2 separate regions of the Homo sapiens genome follow, and region 2 is linked to region 1. A link is a contact called in ENCODE Hi-C or POLR2A ChIA-PET data. All regions are on one chromosome and are shown on one strand. The core of a region is the stretch at or near the end of the contact, and the rest is flanking DNA. Distances in the headings are between cores, read along the strand shown.

Region 1 (6,970 bases), core at 1,185-3,684:
CCATTGTTTCTGCATCCATGGATTCCACCAACCTTGGATTGAAATTACTGGGGTGGGAGGGGGAGGAGGGAGCCCAATAAAAATAATAGCACAACAATAAAAAATAATAGCAATTTAAAAAATACAGTATAACAATTATTTATATAGCATTTAGTTTGTATTAGGTAGTGTAAGGGATCTAGAGATGATTTAAAGTGTACAGGAGGAAGTGTTTAGGTTACATGTAAATTCTACACCATTTGATATAAGGGACTTGAGCATCTGAGGGTTTCGGTATCCACGGGGTCCTGGAACCAGTCCCAACAGATACTGAGGGACAACTGTACATCAATTTGCCCTTCCCAAAGAAACATTTTACCCAAATTAGCAAATGCTGCTTTTCTCTCTTTGGCATCACACATACCTTCTCAGGAAAAAGTAAATAGGGCCTGTGGCAAGGACTCTGAAGGGTTCAGCAGGCAGCAGCGGGAGGTGCTCAGTTGTAAAGTGGCAGGACTAGAGGTAGGGCTGGAGGGGCCCAGGCATCCCCCAGAAGCCTTCCAGCAGCTACCAGGTGCTGGCCCGTGAGGTTATGCACGGGACGACTGGGGTGCGGGGCCTTCCTGGGAACAAGGGGCCCTGGAAGTCATGGGGTTCTTGGAAATACAGCAGCTGACCCATCTTTAGAGCTGGTCAGGACCTGGACCATAAAGAAAATGGTAACTAGAGGTGTGACAAGGTGGCAATGTACTTGCTTTCATTGAAGGGCATCTGACATAGGAGAGTAAACTGCAGGAAGGGTCCAGTGTGAAAGCACAATTGAGGCAACCATGTGCACGCCCTCTGAGATGAGGGCCTTGGCTCGTGGGGTGTACTGAACCCCACTTCCAGGGAACAGCAGAACCAGGAAGGTGCTGGCTTCAGACAGCCATGCAATTCCCAACTGTGGGCCAGCCCCAGGGGTTAGGTGTCAGGGGTCCAACAGTGGACAAGACAGACCCTTCCTCGTGGGGCTCGTGCTCTGGATAACTGTGTGAGATGGTGATTAAGCACAAAGGAGAAATGAGGCAGTGAAGGTGGTAAGGTGAGGCGAGGGGGACAATTTTAAGCAGTGTGGTCAAGGAAGACCTCGATGAGAGGGTGATGTTTGGACCGAGGCCTGAAGGGGGTTCGGGAGGAAATCACGTGGGTCTGCGAGGTGAGAGCACGGCAGGCAGAGAGCCTGAGGCAGGAGCATGCCTCACGGGCGGGTGCAAGAAACAGCAAGGACAGCAGGGGGCTGGAGCCAAGGGGACAAGGAGAAAGTGGCAGCAAAAGGAATCACAGAGAGAGAAATGACAGGGACCTGCTTAGTGGTCTCCTAACATCCCCCTGCATTTGTCCTCATCCTCTTCCATTCTGGACTCATAAGAGCAGCCAGTGAGATCCAGAGAAAGCCTGAGTCTACCAAGGTGCACCTCTGAAACTCTTCCAGTGACTCCCCAGTTCACGTAGCGCAGAAGTCAAAGTCCTTACAATAAGCCAATAGAAAGCATCTGGGAGACAGGAAACACTTGGCAGGTGGGGAGAGATGCAGAGTGGCATCTTGAAGTAAGCATCCTGATCTTGGACGGCCCTACAGAAGCTCTGCTTCTGATTTCATAAGGAAAACATTCCCCCAACACCAGTCCTGATCAGGAAGGTTCTTTCCATCTAATAGGAAAAATCAGTCTCAATTACATGGAAATCTATTTCATGTAAATTTGGTAATATGTCAATCACTAGATATTTTTACACACAAGGGATTTTTCCCCACCTTGCTAAATGATTCATCTTAATAATTAGCTGTGTTTCCTTCCTAGCCATGCTATTACAATAGTGTCTTCTGAAATAAAATGAGAGGGATTATTATTAAGGCATTCTTAATAATTTCAGAGGCAGATACATACATTAAAAAATCTTTAAAAGATAAATAAAACATCTTTTTAATAAAATATCTTGTCATTCTTTACTTGTCAGGGAGAATAGCAATCCTATGATTAGGAAAGGAGGCAGGAAAAGTTGGCAGAGGAGATGTCACATCCTGTGGAACAAAGCCTGAGGGAACTGCTAAGTCATTAGGAACCGGCATAGTATACATTTCTATGTGTAGTGACTGAATGCCAAGAAAAACATTGGGAAGTTCCAACAGTCTTTAAATTATTCTCATGAATTTCGTGACTTCATTGTCTAAATTCTTTTACATAAACAGGAGAAATAATGTCTATCTTCACCTAATTTATATGATCTGAATTTAAAGAAATCACAAAAATGATCTTTTATTTCCCAGAAAGTCTTCTCTTGCCTCTTGTTATCTGATTGTCACATCTGAGTGTGCTGGTCATGAGCTTGTCCGTGACCGGCCCCTGGAACAAGAAGCTCCACAATGGTTCTCGCGTGGGCAGCTTTGTTTAAACCCACCCACTACCAAGACGTTTGATGTCTCATTCGGAAAGTTCAAGGGTAAACACTTGTGAGTGACAGCTGATGATTTAAGCCTGAACTCACCAGCAACTGTGAATAAGTTATCAAGCTAATATGTCCTCTGAGTTGAGGTGGTAAATTGTAATTTCACTTTCAAAAAAAATTCCAGCTATTATTTTAAAAAAAGAGAATGATATACAGAAGTGTAACTGTGCACTGTGCCTTTGATTAGCCAGTTTCTGCTCCATTGGCTAGAATAATTTATCCTAGGAAACCAAATGTGCAATCAAAGGATCTTGACATTTCAACTGAAACACGTTATATCTTTCTTTTCCTCAAATGAGAAACTGCCTTCACAGTTTAAGTCAAATAAAACTTCTTCCTGAAATGCCCAGGTATTTAATGTAAGAAGGCTTTTTTGCACATGGAATTTGAATAACAGTCTGTCTTTCACTTTCTATAGACAGAAGGAACCCCGGCTGAGACTGATTCTCAGACAGTTGCTACTGCCACTCCGTGGACAAACTGAGTATCATTAACCCAAGTGGCTACGCATGTGACCTTAGGTATCGCAATAGCAGAGCCATTCTTAAGCAGTAAATGGATGGCTTTTCCCCCCTTTCCTTCTCCATTTCTAATACTTCATCTATCTCTTTTACAGTTAAACAAGACCCAGAAAGCATCTGACTTTCAAGATTTGAGTTTCATGAAAGCTGTTTTTTACTCACCACACTCCCACGATGGCATCTTTTTGAATTTGTTGCAATTTCATACAATATGACTGGATGTAAAAAGTGACGCTGCCCATTCCCCCTGTGACACACAGCGTCTGCGTGGGGAAATCTGTCTGAATTAAGGGATCTACAATCAATGCCACATTGCATTTTACATGCAATATAAACCGTTTGAATATCCATTATTATTATTTTTTTATCTTCCTGCCACACAAAGCAGAGAAAGCAGATGGTAAAAATTCCATCTTCATGGTGAGGGAAAACTCCAGGACTGGTTAGTAATGATAATGAGACTGGGAGCCAGGTCTCCTGGCTTCTGGTCCAGCCTGCCTAGTGCATGTTGAAGAACCAGGGCAATTTAGTGGTCAAGCTTTAATGACCACTGCGGAGGTGAAACCCTGTCTGTACTAAAAATACAAAAAGTTTGCCGGGCATGGTGGCACGTGTCTGTAATCCCAGCTACTCCGGGAGGCTGAGGCAGGAGAATCGCTTGAACTCGGGCGGCGGAGGTTGCAGTGAGCCCAAATCGCACCATTGCACTCCAGCCTGGGTGACAGAGTGAGATTCCATCTCAAAACAAAACAAAACAACCACCGTGGAGTCTTCAATACGCTGCAGGGGAAATAAGCAGAAATTTCAAGGTAGCTCTCCCAAGGGAGATTCTGGGTGATCAGACCAGAGCAGAGGGTCTCAAATGTAAGCACGCCATCAGAGTCACCTGAAGGCTTGAACACACAGATCTCTGGAGCCCATGCCTGGAAGTTTTGATTGAGTAGGTATGGAATAGGGTCTGAGAATCTGCATTTTATGGCAAATTCCAAGGTGATGCTGATGCTCCTGGTCTGAGTCACACTTGGAGAACCAATTGAGTAGAAGATAGAGGAATGTATATCCTATATTCTGACTCCTATTGTTCCCTTATGTCAAAGAAAGTTATGAGTCAGAAACATCATCTTCATTTCTCAGGTGCCTCTCCAATAGGGCTGATGGAATCTGGGCAGATTTCAAAGTATTTCTACCATATTTAATGAAAATAAGCAGCAAAGAAAGCATTAAACACTCAAACTAGAAGGAAAAATCTCCCCTAAACAATTTGATGCAGGTCAGTTAAAGGACTCAGTGCTTGTCTTAGCTATGGCAGGAATACCATTGAAGAACCAGGTTGTTATTGGTTTTTACTTAAATAAAATTCCTGATTTAAAAAAAGGTGGGGGGCAATATGGTAGACTAGATAATCTGAAAAATGTTTCAACCATATCCTGCAAAAATGAAACAGATTATTTTTAAATGCATATTTGAGTTTGCAGGAAAGTTAAAGGAAATCTTCGGTGGTCGAAAATGAACTGTGAAAAAGTCTTAAACTATTGATTGGAGACCTTGACCAGGCAGCAAGGAAAATACACACACATAAAGCTTTTCCACTGTCAGTCAGTCCTGGGACACATGAATGGTGGGGGCACTTCTAGCTACTCTGTTCTTCTGGAATGCTTATGGCTTCCAAAAACCATCGTCAAATTCTCTGAAATGAGTTTCAATGAGTGTCAGCAAGGTATTGCTTTTAAAAGCCTTTGGGAAATTTCTTACCCATTTCCTTCTTGGACTACCTTAAAGAACACCTTCTAGATAATGTGGACCTGAGGGCTTGACATCCAGAAGAAAAAGAACCAGTGCATGGAAAATGTGATGTCCTAGAACTACGTGTCAAAATTTTCAGGGAAGATGTGCTCAGAAATGTGGGCCATGTAATGGCTTTGTGATTATTAAATGTATGATGGACACAATATTGCTGATTGTATAGTGCACACAACATCTCTAGATGTATGGTGGATGCAACATAACTGTATGATGGATACAACCTCTCTAAGCCTGTGGTGGATACAGAATCTCTAAGCTTGTGGTGGATGTAACCTCTCTAAGCATGTGGTGGATACAATGTCACTACATCAAGTCCCATTACCCTTGTGCTCATCTCTGCCAGTACTCAGGAGTGAAAAATGCAGATGGAGATGCTCAGGATGCAAAGAGTGGAGAACAATGTGGTGGGTAATAGGGCCAAGGAACCCTGTTCCCCAAATCAAAAGAATAACCCTTGGGGCTGGGCATGGTGGCTCATGCCTGTAATCCCAGCACTTTGGGAGGCCAAGGTGGGTAGATCACCTGAGGTCAGGAGTTCAAGACCAGCCTAGCCAACATGGTGAAACCCCAACTCTACTAAAAGCACAAAAAATTAGCCAGGCGTGGTGGCAGGCACTGTAATCCCAGCTACTTGGGAGGCTGAAGCAAGAGAATAGCTTGAACCTCGGAGGCAGAGATTGCAGTGAGCCGAGATCGTGCCATTGCACTCCAGCCTGGGCAATAAGAGCGAAACTCCATCTCAAAAAACAAAACAAAACAAAACAAAAGAATAACCCTTAATAGGATAGGCTAGAAACACTGACGCTGGATGATAGTAGAAATTATGAAAGAAACAATTTAAAAAGCTAAAGTAAACCACAGTGCTGGAAATAACACATCAAAGGCCACCTTCTCTCATGCAGAGGCCAAGAGGCATATATTTAGGAGTGGCATAGTCAAAATTACCAAGAGAGGCCAGGCACAGTAACTAATGCCTGTAATCCCAACACTTTGGGAGGGTGAGGCAGGAGGATTGCTTGAGCCCAGGAGGTTGAAACTAGCCTGGGCAACATGGAGAAACACTGTCTCTACCAAAAAAAAATTTTTTTAATTAGCTGGGCATGGTGGCATGCACTTGTAGTCCTAGCTACTCGGAAGGATGAGATGGGAGCATCACTTGAGCCTGGGAGGCAGGGGTTGCGGTGAGCTGTGATTGCAGGACCCTGTCTTAAGAGGAACAGCAAAAAGCAGGCAAATGGGTCCTGGTGCCGTAGCTTCTGAGAACCTGTGGAGGTGCTCTTGATCCATGCGTGGTGGGAAGCACGGTGAGCCGGCATGCCGTGGCTGCTCAGGGGTGTTCGGTTGGAGGGCAGAGCTCAATCAAGAATGATGGTAACCTTTCCAGATCTGTTCACCAACTTGGCTGTCTTCTTCACCCATGGCATGGCAGATGTGTAGAGAAATGATTAGTATCTCTATCTTTGCCTTTCTTCCTGGAGGCATTGGACATTTTGGTTTTCTTCTGCTTTGGTCAAATGAGTAACTATTTGCATGCCTTTTTTCCTCTGACAGACGGTTCCAAGTCAGCCATAGCTGCATTCTGGTTCTAACACAAGTGCCATTGCCTTGTGCCATCTAGAGTCTCAGTAGGACAGACATATGACTAGCTCCCCTATGTCCTATAGCTTCTTTTTCTTTTCTTTTCTTTTTTTTTTTTTTTGAGACAGGGTCTTGCTCTGTTGCCCAGGCTGGAGTACAGTGGCATGATCATACATAGCTCACAGCAGCCTCAAACTCCTAGGCTCAAGTGATCCCTCCCCAACAGCCTCTCAAGTAGCTGGGACTACAGGTGCATGCTACCATGTGTGACTAATTTTTTAATTTTTTGTAGAGATGGGGTCTTGCTATGTGACTCAGGCTAGTCTCGACTCCAGGCCTGAAGCAATCCTCTCACCTAAAGTGCTGGGATTACAGCTGTGAGCCACCATGCCTGGCCTCTGTCCTACAGCTTTACCTGGCATGAGTGTCTGAGTCCTCCAGAGGTGGGGCTCCCTGAGGGTGCTGGGAGTACAGGATTGGGTAATGGAGGTTTCAGCGTCTTCCATGATAGTTGTAGGTGCAACATTCCTCAGCATTAGAGGCAAAGCAGAGGATCATCTAGCTCCTTTTGTGAAGAAGTTACTCTTAAAGTAGAAGGAGAC
Region 2 (6,970 bases), core at 1,258-3,757, 920 kb before region 1:
ATCAGCCTTGCCCCCCATCATATCCCAACCATCCGTGTTTGGCTACTCCATTGCTAGCCCAACCTTGCATCTCATGCCTGTGTTATTTCACAGCCTTCTAGGCTGATACTCCCGCTGCTGCTGTGCCTGGCTGCAGCCTATTCTCCACATCATGAAGAGGAAACTTTGAAAAATGGATAAAATTGATAGCAAATTGTGTTTCTCCTGCACTCAGAATCCTCCTCTGGCTCCTCACTCTAATCTCTGGCTTCAGTAGTTGATGGCAAATATTTAAAAGTCAGCCTGCAGGAAGGACCCTGATTTACTGAGTTTTTCAATGTTGGTGGTGTAAATACTCATCATGGCCAATTTCAAGCCGCCTTCTTTCCTTCCCTCCCTCCCTCCTCCCCTTCTCCCCTCCTTCTTTCCTTCCTTCCTTTCCTCCCTCCCTCATTCCTTCTGTCCTTCCCCCCTTCCCTTCCTTTCCTTCTTCCTTCTTTCCCTTCTTCCTTCCTTCCTTCCCTCCTTCCCTCTTTCCCTCCTTTCTTCCCTATTCTCTACCTCCTACTCTAGAATTGACATTCCATGACAGGCAATCCATGTCTGTCTTAGTCATTGCTTAGACGTACCTGGCACATAATGGAGGCTCAGTACGTATTTCTTGAACAAATAGTTGACTAAATGAATAGATGATCCTTTCTTAATTCTGTACCAGGATTTAAGAATTATTCAAAGTAGATGTCATTGTTTTACAATAACCAAGTACTGCTCAGCACTTTCAAGTTCACAAAGCACGCCTCATGCATCATCTCTATGATCTGTACCCAGGTGCCATCCTGAGAAGCTGGGAAAGGCTTTTCTCTTCCTCCCCACTTTATAAATGAGGAAACAAAGACTCAGAGAGGTGGAGGTTCCCCCTCAAGGCCACACAGCAAGTGTGTATGCACAGGTCTGACTCTCAGTCTGGCACTCTTCTCAATGGTGTCCAGTAACTGTTTAGCTCTTGAGGGGATCTCATCAGAGAAGCCTGGAGGCTTCAGGGAAAGCCGTTCCAAGGAAGAGGAGAGAAAGACATGGTGGCGAGGAAGGAGGATTGACAACCAGGGAAGGCCTTACCTAGGCCTCCACCAGGCTGAGCTTCTGGCCTCAGGCCAGTAACATAATGATTCAGGTCCCCACTCCTGATTCTGCCACTAGATTCCCACTATCCTCCCCCAAGACATGGAGCATTGAGCCCCCCTTCCCCACAGATAGAGTACCCTGGATAGAGTGGGCTCCACACCTAGCACCCACCTTCTTGCAAGACTATAGCAATGAACAGCAGAGAGCGCAAGCTGGAGACCCACAAGCTGAACTCAGTCCTCGGGGATGATTTCTTTAGCCCCTGTAGAGTTCAAAAACTTGGGCCAACATTTACAAGCAGGAGATCCCAAGTGGTTACTTTCTTTAGGCAAACAGGAAAATCTTGCCACACCTCCTGGCCATTCTGGGCTGACACCAGTCATCCACCTGAGACCAGACAAGTGTTGTCCAGTTCAACGCAGCCCCAGTTTCCTATCCCCTCTCCAACCTTGAGGGCAGCCATCGACTGCAGTTCATTTCCATGCTAGTGCTGGAAGTTTTACTGGCGTCGAAAAACATGGCTCTGAAACCCAAGCTTATACCAAAAGGAGAAAAACAATATATGTAGGGCCTCATGATTTTATTACATCATGACTGACATAACCCTGAGTTTAAGAGCCTTGGGCTATGTCTCCATTTCAAATATACCTTTTCTTTCCCCTTTCTTTCTTTCTTTTTCTTTCTTTCTTCTTCCTTCCTTTCTTTCTCTTTCTTCTTTCTCTTTCTTTTCTTTCTCTTTTTCCTTCCTTCTTCCTTCCCTCTTTTTCTTCCTTTGTTTCCTTGCTCCCTTCCTTCTTTTCCTTCCTCACTCCCTCTCTTTCCTTCTCTCTCTTCCTTTTCTTTATTTCTTTTTTCTCTTTCTCTTTTTTCTTTCTTTCTCATCTTTCTTTCTCCTCTTTCTTCTCTTTCTTTCTTTCTTGACAGAGTCTCTCTGTTACCCAGATATGGAGTATGATACAGGCTCACACACCACACCCAGCTAATTTTTTAATTTTTATTTTGTAGAAATGGGGTCTTGCCATCTTGCCCAGGCTGGTCTCAAACTTCTGGCCTCAAGTGATCCTCCTGCCTCAGCCTCCCAAAGTGTTGGGATTGCAGACATGAGCCACCTCGCCCAGCCAAGTACACCTTTTCTTTGTCCTGTGAACAGTCTCACAAAGAAGGCATCCAGAAGCCTCCTTTAGGTGAGGATCCTTGAGTTCAGAGGCGTGGAGGGACTTGCCCAAGGTTAAATAACTAGACATAGACACAGTACGTGACGATAACATCTCATCCAGCACAGGCATCTGCATAAACTGCATTCCCAGCCACACACCACCAGTGTGTTCACCATGACAGGGTGTGCGACCTGATGCAATAGCCCTTGTGTAATCTGACACATCCCCATTAGGTGGCACCATAAACCAACAAAGCTTTCCAGGACAATGCCTTTGCGGAAATTGGTTTTCTTGCATTATTAGGGATTTTAAGGCAGAATTGTTTTTCCCCTCTTTCTCTCTTAAAAAAAAAAAAAAGTCTTTCAATATACAATGTAGCATGGCTTTCGTGCCAGGCATAAAATGAAATTTGCCTTAATCCATTGCCTAGGGAGAAAGTGTGTGTGTGTCACAACTGACATCTGTTAAATGTTAAATGAAGTAAGCAAGCAATAAGAAGGTCTGAAATACATTCTTTGTTCAAGAAGTCGTGCAGACACTGATCAGCTGCTCTGTACAACTGGGAATAAAACAAGCACCTTTTTCTCCCCCCAACAAGCGCCACTGAAAGCCCCCAAGGAGGGCAAAAGCAGAGGATGGGTGGACTTGCGTGCCGTGAGGTTAACACTTCTGTTTCAAGTTCAAGCAAATTGGCTTGGCACAGCAGGAATGACCACACTGCCAGCTCCATTGTACCTGCTTCCTCCCCAGGGCTGAACAGGAGCCCAGGCTTGTCTGTCCTTTCCTGCTATTTCTTTTGCAAAGTGTAAGAAGGTGTGAGGCTTCATCCAAATTACCTGATCAGTTTTGACCATCAGCATGTTATTATGGTGGATCTATTCTTAAAATATATTTGTTCTTTTGTTTTCCTCACTAGCAAGGAATTTTGAACCAGTCACTCCAAAGTTAGCCCTTGCAATTTATTAGTCAAGCTTCGTTATTAACATTATTAACAAGAGAATGAGAACAGATGTAATTCCAATATGCAGCTGGAATATCAGCTAAAAATGTGCTCCTTATAAAGATATACAGGATTATCAAATGAGAAAGAGAAGCTTTGCCTATGCAACCAATTATAATTGTGGGATGGTGTATTTTGGGTATTGGAATTTTTTGATAAACATAAGGATAGGCAGAAAGCCCTTCGGTTTCAATCCTTTGTTTCATCCTTTCCCTCATTCCTAGAAATAGGTTAGGTATCTATGGCAGTAACAGTGAGTGCTTCCCAAAGAGCCACACACGTTTTCAAGCCTCCCCTGCGGTTGAGTTGAGCCATATGGATGAGTTCTGGTAAATGGGAAAATATTTACTTGTATTTTCTTTGAGTTCTATTGTAGTTTTATTTTTGTATTTAATCCCTGTGGAATTTATTTTAGTATATTAGTTTCAAGCCGGTTGTTCCCAGACTATTTAATTAATCTTTCCTTTTCCTACCAATTGCACATACCAATCAGTATATGATAAATTCTGATTTCTGGTTCAGTAATCAATTTTCTCATTCCTATGTTGGTATCAAATTCCCAAATTAGAGTAATTTTGAAATATATCTTACTATCTAGTAACAGCTATCCCCTTTAATTTTTTAAATGGGGTCTCACTATGTTGCCCAGGCTGGTCTTAAACTTCTGGGCTCAAGCAATCCTTCTGTCTCAGTTCAGCCTCCAGAGTAACTAGAAATACAGTCCCGTAACCACCACACCTGGCTCCTTTTAAAAAAAATTATTTTAGTTACTTTCACATATTTATTCTTTGAGTAGAATTTAAAAATCAGTTTGTCAAGTTAAAAAATTAAAGATGGATTAAATTCACAGATTGATTTGGAAATAATTGACATTATGTCGGCCCCGAGCCTTCTCATTCAGGTGCGTGATGTTTCCCTGCATTTCAAGTCTTCTTCCATGTCCTTAGGTCGTTTTGTTTTTCTTCTGTGTTTGATCCTGAGTATTTGATTTTGGTTGCTTTTGTAAATGGGATATTTTTCCCATTTCTCATCATTTTTTTCTAATTTATTATGGCTGAATATTATTCCACTGTATGTATATATCACAATTAATTTATCCATTCATCCATCAATGGACATGTGGTTTGCTTCCACCTTTTGGCTACTGTGCTGCCATGAACATGTGTATACATGTACTTGTGTCCCTGTTTTCAATTCTTTTGGGTACAGACACCTAGGAGTGGAATTGCTGGGTCCTGTGGTGATGCTGTGTTGAGTCATTTGAGGAACCGCCAACTGTTTCCCACAGTGGCTGAACCGTATTACATTCCCACCAGCAATATACAAATTCCAGTTTCTCCACATCCTCACCCATACTCGCTATTTTCTGTTTTCTTTTTTTTTAAAATTATTCCCATCCTAATGAGTGTGCAGCGGTGCCTCATTTTTATTTGCATTCCCCTAATGATGAATGATACTGAGTGTGTTTTCATGTGTTTGTGGGCCATGGTCTGTCTTCTTTGGAGAAATATCTATTCAAGTCCTTTTTTCATTGTTTAAGGGATGGTTTGCCTTTTTGTTGTTAGTTTCCTAACTTTTTGACAGGAGAAAGGTTAACTGAAAGTTGCTGTGTTACATAGGATGCTTTCAAAAGCAACAACTAGAAGATGCAACACAAAATGTCTTAAATGATAAAAAAATGTTAAATGTTTGAGTGATCAGTTATGGTTCTAGCATTCTCCACATATCAATTCATTTAATTCTAAAACGAATACTACAGGGTAGGTATACAAATCAGAAATATGAGGCACAGAGAAGTCCAAAGTCACACAACTGGTAAGTGGTAAAGTTAGAATTTGAACCTAGGAAGTCTGACTCCATAGTCTCATCTCTGAGTGACTAGGTACTAAGTTTGTAGGGAGGCAGTACTGGCATTGATTGGTTTAGCAGCTCAACCTAATATAGGAGTCTAGATTTGTCGATATTCCTATTCTGCTACCCTAAGCATGTTGCCTTTGCCTCAGGCTTCTTCCCTCATGATTGCAAAATGGCTGCAACAGCTCCAAGCATCACATTATCTCCCAGCAACATCCAAATGACAGAAACAGAAAGTCTCTGTGATTTCTTCTTTTTTGAGATTAAGGAAAACTCTTCTAGAAGTACCTCCAGCAGACTTCTCATTGACTACAATTGTGGCACATGCCCCATCCTGAACTCATCACTAACAAGGGAAACAGAACTACAATTTTGGACACAGACTGATCAAGGTTTACACCTTGAAACTTCAATGGGGTCCAGATTCCAAGAACTATCTGCTGCTCAGTTCCTGAACAGAAATCATTTTCTATTAACAAAGAAGAAGGTGGTAATCACTGTTGAGTTGGTGACCAACAGCTGTTGCCACAATTGTCATTTACTTCTGTTAGCCTCAAGGTCAGTGACATCTCCTCTGTGGGCTGGTGATTTCTCACTCTTGATTTCTCCTAGGCCATGTGTCTGATTTCTTCTAGGCCACAGATGCAACACGTACATGAAAATCTGAATTCCCACCGCACATTTGTTTGCAAAACTCTGTTTGCCATTTCTCTCCACTTCTTACGCCTACCTCTACAGATAATAGGGGCATGCATCTCTTTAGGGTGACCTTTGCATATTTATGCTAATTGCAGATTTAAACTATAAGCCCTAACACTCATAATCTCCTAGCTTCCCTCTGTAAAAAAATCCCCCTAAGTGATACTTAATTTCACATGCTTGCCAAATCTTAAATCCAAAAGCAAAAGCCGATTTACCTCTGTACTGAAATTAAAGCTATACAAAGTTTTTGGCTGTGGGGGCACACCTCACTGTCCTCAGTGGCCCTTCGTAGCACAGATTTAAGTTAGGAGTCTCCCTAATTTATTATGACTGATATTTTAAAATGTCATCAAACTATCCTGTCTATAAAGAAATGACGAAGCTTTCTTCCACATTTATGCAAGTCACAGGAGACCTTTCTAAATGGACGAAGTAAAATAATCTTGGGACAAAGCATTTTACTCCATGTAAACACAATGAATACACTGCCCTGAGCATCTGTGATTTTTTCTGAACATTGCCCCTAATCCAATTTTAATGTAGGCTTGTCATGGAAACAAAAACAAACACACTTAACCTTCAAAAGGGAAGATGAATGACACTGACTTCAGGTTTTTGACAAATATCTGTAAATATCTGAGCAACCCAATCTACATGATGATCTTTCTGCTATTGCTGGCAGAGTCTAGTTCTCCCTTCCCATTTACTCTGGAGCTTATATGAGGTGGCTATGATCTAACCAGAGCAAGTTCAAGTCATAAGGCTTTGTGGTAGTGAGTTTCTCATCAAAGAAACGTAATAAGTTTCCCATAATAGAAAGGAGTCAAGCAGAGGGTAGATGACCTTTTGTCCAGGATTGTGCATAGTAGAGGTTGAACATAGAGAACTTACTGAAGGTCTCTTATTGAAGGTCCCTTCCAAAAGATCCTAAGATAAGTCAGGAAAACAATCCTTATATTCATGTGTTGTTTTATGAATCAGAAAACTCTTAGACATGTGCTTTGTCTCATTTAAGCATCAAAACAACCCTATGAGGTAGGTGGGTTGATTATTCTTGTTTTACAGATGATGAAATTGAGGTTCGGGTAGAGGTTAAGCGACTTATCTAGGGTCACACATTTAGGAAGTGGGAGGTCCTAGGACCTCTGGGTCACAG

The links. Hi-C counts contacts between places; a loop is a spot of excess contacts on that map. ChIA-PET counts read pairs that join two places held with the same protein, here RNA polymerase II (POLR2A). Pooled maps may share reads with other maps.
Region 2: a map of naive thymus-derived CD4-positive, alpha-beta T cell shows a loop between it and region 1 (17-fold over the local background). The contact joins two enhancer-like sites. A Hi-C loop is called at or near these places in 4 of 168 maps with a recorded cell type or tissue (CD4-positive, alpha-beta T cell, CD8-positive, alpha-beta T cell, K562 and 1 more) and 11 of 50 pooled maps. POLR2A ChIA-PET finds 5 or more read pairs at or near these places in 1 of 52 experiments (activated CD8-positive, alpha-beta memory T cell).

Annotation. Positions count from the first base shown.
Region 1 is chr3:15,626,300-15,633,269 of GRCh38, reverse strand. All of the region lies in intron 1 of BTD (biotinidase), which reads right to left. Among named protein-coding and RNA genes, the nearest start is that of BTD, 28 kb to the right of the region's middle. Within about 2 kb of position 2,434, at least 12 of the 41 ENCODE cell types and tissues checked have a DNase peak (open chromatin) inside an H3K27ac peak, as active enhancers do.
Region 2 is chr3:16,546,473-16,553,442 of GRCh38, reverse strand. No RefSeq gene overlaps it. Among named protein-coding and RNA genes, the nearest start is that of LINC00690, 14 kb to the right of the region's middle. Within about 2 kb of position 2,507, at least 3 of the 41 ENCODE cell types and tissues checked have a DNase peak (open chromatin) inside an H3K27ac peak, as active enhancers do.